Regions from separate parts of the Homo sapiens genome. Here region 1 is linked to region 2. A link is an interaction called in ENCODE POLR2A ChIA-PET data of the cell type or tissue named here. Cell type or tissue: MCF 10A. All regions are shown on one strand. Each heading gives the region's core, and the rest is flanking DNA. Links, peaks and the distances in the headings are about the cores only.

Region 1 (2,933 bases), core at 120-2,619, 56 kb before region 2:
TGCATGAGATTGCTGTGAGAATCAAGTGAATCATACACATAAATTTCTTAAACAAATACTTGACACGTACTACTCAATGGATGTTAGCTACGTGTTTATGAATGTGCGTGTTTTGTATGGATACATAGCTCACAGGGAAAAGTGAGGGGATCATATTGTGGGGATGAACTAAAAATATATTTTTGTTTTTACATTAAACTGAAAACATATTTTTACTTTTATATTCATGAAGACAAAGCATTAGCAACGTTTTCTGTAAAAAGCCAGATAGTAAATATTTCAGACTTTAAGTGCCACCTGGTCTGTATTACAGCTACTCAACTCTGTCATTGTAACACAAAAAGAGAAATTGATAACACTTAAATGTATTGGCATGGCTGTTTTTCAATAAAACTTTATTTGTAAACACCAGCAATGGTTCAGATTTGGTCCACATGTTGTAGTGTGCTGATTTCTGATCAAGAACATGGTATTTTCCTGTTTAAAATTACAGTATTTGTAACATATTTAGCTAACATCCAAGTTTTGGACATGAAGTATTTGCACATAAACTGTACACATACTCCCATATACATTAAATCATCTCTAGATTACTTATAATACTTAATACAATGTAAATGCTAAGTAGATAGATCTTATACTGCAATTGTTTACATTACTTGTGTTACAGTGTTGTTTTCATTTATTTTTAAAAATATTTTTTATTCACAGTTGATTGAATGCATGGATGAAGAATGCATAGATATGGAGGGCTGACAGTGTTGATAATTTTTCTTTTTTAATTTTAGGTTTGAGGATACATGTGAAAGTTTGTTACACAAATAAACGTGTCATCGGAGGGGGGTTGTTGTACACATGATTACATCATCCAGGTATTAAGCTCAGTACCCAATAGTTATCTTTTCTGCTCCTCTCGCTTCTCCCAGCCTCCTCCCTCAAGTAGACCACAGTGTCTAATGTTTCCTTCTTTGTGTTCATAAGTTCTTTTCATTAGCTCCCACTTAAAGTGAGAACATGCTGTATTTGGTTTTCTGTTCCTGTGTTAGTTTGCTAAGGATGATAACCTCCAGCTCCATCCATGTTCCCACAAAAGATATGATCTTGTTCTTTTTTATGGCTGCATAATATTCCATGGTGTATATGTACCACATTTTCTTTATCCATTCTGTCATTGATGAGCATTTAGGTTGATTCAACTTCTTTGTTATTGTAAATAGTGCTGCAATAAACATACATGTGTTTATGGTAGAATGCATTATATTCCTCTGTATATACCCAATAATGGGACTGCTGGGTCAAATGGCAGTTCTGCTTTTAGCTCTTTGAGGAATCATCATACTGCTTTTCGCAATGGTTGACCTAATTTACACTCCTACCAACAGCGCATAAGGATTATCGTTTTTCTGCACCCTCACCAGCAACTGTTATTTTTTGACCATTTAAAAATAGCCATTCTGACTAGCGTGAGATGATATCTCATTGTGATTTTCATTTGCATTTCTCTAATGATCAGTGATATTGAGCTTTTTTCTTCATAAACTTATTGGCCACATGTATGTCTTCTTTTGCGAAGTGTTTGTTCATGTCCTTTGCCCACTTTTTTATGGGGTTGTTTGCTTTTTTATTGTAAATTTGCTTAAGTTCTTATAGATGCTGGATATTAGACCTTTGTCAGATGCATAGTTTGCAAATATTTTCTCCCATTCTGTAGGTTGTCTGTTTACCCTGTTGATAGTTTATTTCTTTTGCTGTGAAGAAGCCCTTTAGTTTAATTATACCCCATTTGTCAGTATTTGGTTTTGTTGTGATTGCTTTTGGTGTCTTTGTCAGGAAACCTTTGCCCATTCCTACGTCCAAGATGGTATTGCCTAGGTTGTCTCATAGGGTTTTATAGTTTTGGTTTTACATTTAAGCCTTTAATCCATCTTGAGTTGATTTCTGTATATGGTGTAAGGAAGGAGTCCAACTTCAATTTTCTGCCTATGCCTGAACAGATCAATAATAAGCCCCCAAATTGAATCAGTAATAAATAGCCTACCAACCAAAAAAAGCACAGGACCTGATGGATTCACAGCTGAATTCTACCATATGTACAAAGAAGAGCTGGTACCATTCCTACGGAAACTATTACAAAAAATTGAGGAGGAGGGACTTCTTTGCAACTCAGTATATGAGGCCAGCATCACCTTGATACCAAAAGCTGGCAGAGACACAATAAAAAAGAAAATTTCAGGCCAATGTTCTTGATGAACATCAATGCAAAACTCCTCAACAAAATACTTGCAAACCAAATCCAACAGCACATCAAAAAGCTAATCCATCATAATCAAGTAGGCTTCATTCCCTGGATGCAAGGTTGGTTCAACATATGAAAATCAATAAATGTGATTTTTTATTTCAAATTTAAATGCCATTTTTAAAGCAAATAATTTGTTATCTTTTAATAAAAATGGCTTTATTTTAAATTATTATTGAAATTGTTCCCATTAAATTATAAATTAAAAATAGCAGAAAGAAATGAAAAAGTTATCTGTAAGTCCACTTTTCTACGATAACTCTCTGGAAAGTGTTGTCTTAGAAAGCATGTCTTTTTCTTAAGTCATTTCTAAATCAATTCCTAGAACAGTGCCTGGAACATGGTATCCAATGAAATCCATCAGAGGGATAAAAAACATTAATTCTAGTGATCATTCTTTTGTATATTCCTCAATACACAAATATATACACATAACAGATGCTTTAAATTTTAAATTTAATTTGAAACTTTGCCTATGCTATTTTCTCCCTCCTAGCACCTTCCTCCCACTTCCCTTCCCACCTAGAGAGCACTTATTGTCCAGTACTTTCACTCTCCTCCCAAATAGCACAAAGAAATTTGAATACTTTGACTTCATTTACATCCTTCTTTACTTATTCCCACTATTACTGTTCTT
Region 2 (2,933 bases), core at 280-2,779:
CCCAAATGTGATGTATTTATTTTATTTTGGTACAAAATTAAATTCAAATATAGTAACTTAAATTCAACTATAGTACAAACAACAATATATTTAAAGATCATGAAAACTGAAGTACATGAAGTACAAAGTGGCAAATTGGGTCATTTCCTTTACAACATGATTCTATACTGTCATTTGAACACATATAAAATAACACTGAGGAACTGAAGTGAAACATGTCACAAATATTACAGTTGCCATGTGTGCTTTCAAGTGTGTCTTCTAGAATTGACTTGCCATCCCAAGACTTCATTACGGGGAGAACTATAGTTATTTTACAGACTAAAAACTTTTCCCATTTGAAATACTACAGAATTTTAAGGCCAATATACTGTGGGTTCATTTCTCTTAACCTGCAGGGTCGAATGCAATGCTTTACTCAAAATCCATTAAGCTTCCAGTTCAAATCTTAACCCGACCTTATAACCTTCTGCATGGAAGTTTTTCCCATCAGTTTAAGCTGACAGGATCACTTTGACTCCTGATGGAAAGGTTTCAGTATACCCGTGTGCATTCAGACTGGCATGAGTTACTCTACCAAATGCAGAAGATCTATAATCCAGCTTGTATACTGTAGTAAAGCAAAATCGGGTGTTGTCACTACCAGCTCTCCAAACAAGATTTTTTGGAGTTTCAATTTTCTCATTAACCTTCTTGCATACAAAACTTTCAAGTTCAGTGCCATCATTCACATGAGATTACAGCTAGAGGTGTGCAGCTTTGTGAACCAGGGTGAAATGATTCTCTGATAGTTTGGATTTGCTTGTGTCAGAAATCATCTGACAGCCATCAAGGCAAAGTTCGAAGGCCAGCAGAGCCCAACCATAAAGCGTTGGTCTAGAAAAATCTCCAGCAGTAGTACTGCCAAGTAATACTGCCAAGACTTACTTATTCACATGTAGAGGAAGCCTTCAATTTTCCGCATTTAGAACAAATATCATTTCAAAAGTCACTTGCAGTTGGCATTTCAGTCAATTGTTTTTCCAAAGCTATTTCTGTCCCATGAACATTATCTTTGTTTCATTTTTGGATAAAGGTAACTTTATTCTGTCAATGACAGGTTAGCTATTTGGCAGCTTTTAGCTGGATCATACTTGGTGAGAAGAAGCCCATATTATTGGACTGTACATAGAACCCATTCCTGCCTCTGACTTTGGAGTCATTGCACAGGGTTGGCTGAGACTGGCACACACCAGACAGATGAGTCATATTTCTTACTTGTTGATGAATACCTCTTTTGCTGACAGTCCTCTCTAGTGTGTGCTGATATGAGACACAAAGATCCACAGACTTTCTGCTGACCTACATAAGTCTATCTTTATGCCTCTTCCTGAAACCACTTTGGCTCTGATTTTCCATCTTGTTATTTGCAGGCTCCAGTTAGACCTGCCAGTTGATTAAATACTGCTTAGGAGTCTGTATACACATTTATGTCAGGTTAATTCCCTTTTCATACAAAGTTGATGAGCATATGTGCCGTTTCTTACCAACTGATGGCACTTCACTTAGCTTTGTCCTTTGGAGACGATCAGCACTGTCTTCGAGGGACCCCCATGTGTGGAGCTGTAGTGCTGCAGCAGTCCAACATATTAGGCTGATTCATGCAATAACCAGACCTGAGAATTTTCCCGTTTTGAAGCTGATTAAAGGGACCCATCCCCAAAAGGTCATTGCTATAAGTTGAGTGAGAGGCAAAAAATGCAGCAAAGGTAGGTGATTTGAGGCAGTGAGCTATCGATTCACATACTTATACCCTCTGGACCAGCAAGCTTGGACCTAATTTCAAGTCTACTATTTCCATCATAAAATGGATTTGTACTCCTCATAACTTGGTAGATAGGATAATACCCAGATAATGATGCAGTGCTCTGTTTTCATGGTTACTTGACCTCAGACAGAGCTCAATAGCATACAAGTAGCTAATTTTCAAATGGTGAGTAGTTCTTTGGGACAGAAAGCCTATTCTCCCTCTAGATTCTAGGGATCCATACTGATATTTCGTATAACATTATGCTGGTGATTTCTTGTAGAATTCCTACTTACCTATCTTTAGCTATCAAGGATATCTTTGATTTTGTTAGGATTTCCAAGTGGGAGGGAAGGTTACTCTGCAGGCTGGACCTGCCCCAGAGCCCTTTCTTCCTCAGAGTTTCATTCAAAATAGGTAGTCTTCACAGTCATATAATGAATAGGTCAGAGAGCCACTTTCAATTATAGAATATACTTCCCTAAAATCCAAAGAGGTCCAAAAAGCACTGTGCCTCTTTCTTAGTGGTAGAAGATTCAAGATCCAATAACTTTCATTTACTTGGCATGCTCCAGATCATTTTATCCCTAAAAAAAACTCAAGTTGATATGGCAGGCCCTAGATTGCTATAGGGTTTATCTCTACAACAGTCTGCCATTATCTTGTCAGCATACTCACAGTACTTGGAATTTCTTGTCTACCATGTCAAATTAGCCTAATGTCATCAATATAGTTGGTCAGCATGATTTTCTGCAAAACATAAATAGTAAAGTTTTCTAGACTATATAGTGACAAAGAGAAGGACAATTAACATAGCTTTTAGACATAGACAACAATGTGACTGTTGATCTTTCCATATAAGTGTAAACTATTTCTGATCATTTTTACTGATTTATTAGATCAAATGTCACACACCAAGGGTAAAATGCTATGTTAATATAATCCAGAGAAGATGTTACATAAGGCACAGCAACTGCAGTTGGGGCTAACACTTTATGAAGTTTAGGGTAATCCATTATCCTCTTTCACATCCGTTTGACTTCTCTTGCCATGAAATAGAAGGAATGTACATTGATACAATGAGGAAAACCATCCCTGTTAATTCTTTGAGGGTTGTGCCAAACTCTGTAATTCCTCCTGGCATGTA

What was found. Peaks named below come from ENCODE experiments on the same cell type or tissue, not always from the same donor. Only the 100,000 strongest peaks of a DNase experiment are listed, where the experiment ranks them.
Region 1: POLR2A ChIA-PET joins it to region 2 with 5 read pairs; 3 of 35 experiments call an interaction of 5 or more read pairs at or near these places.

Annotation. Positions count from the first base shown.
Region 1 is chr7:81,245,734-81,248,666 of GRCh38, reverse strand. No RefSeq gene overlaps it. Among named protein-coding and RNA genes, the nearest start is that of SEMA3C, 330 kb to the right of the region's middle. In MCF 10A, for the core only: no CTCF peak of the experiment used is centred there; no DNase peak of the experiment used is centred there.
Region 2 is chr7:81,189,508-81,192,440 of GRCh38, reverse strand. It overlaps the pseudogene LOC100420647. Among named protein-coding and RNA genes, the nearest start is that of SEMA3C, 270 kb to the right of the region's middle. In MCF 10A, for the core only: no CTCF peak of the experiment used is centred there; a DNase peak (open chromatin) is centred at 1,230.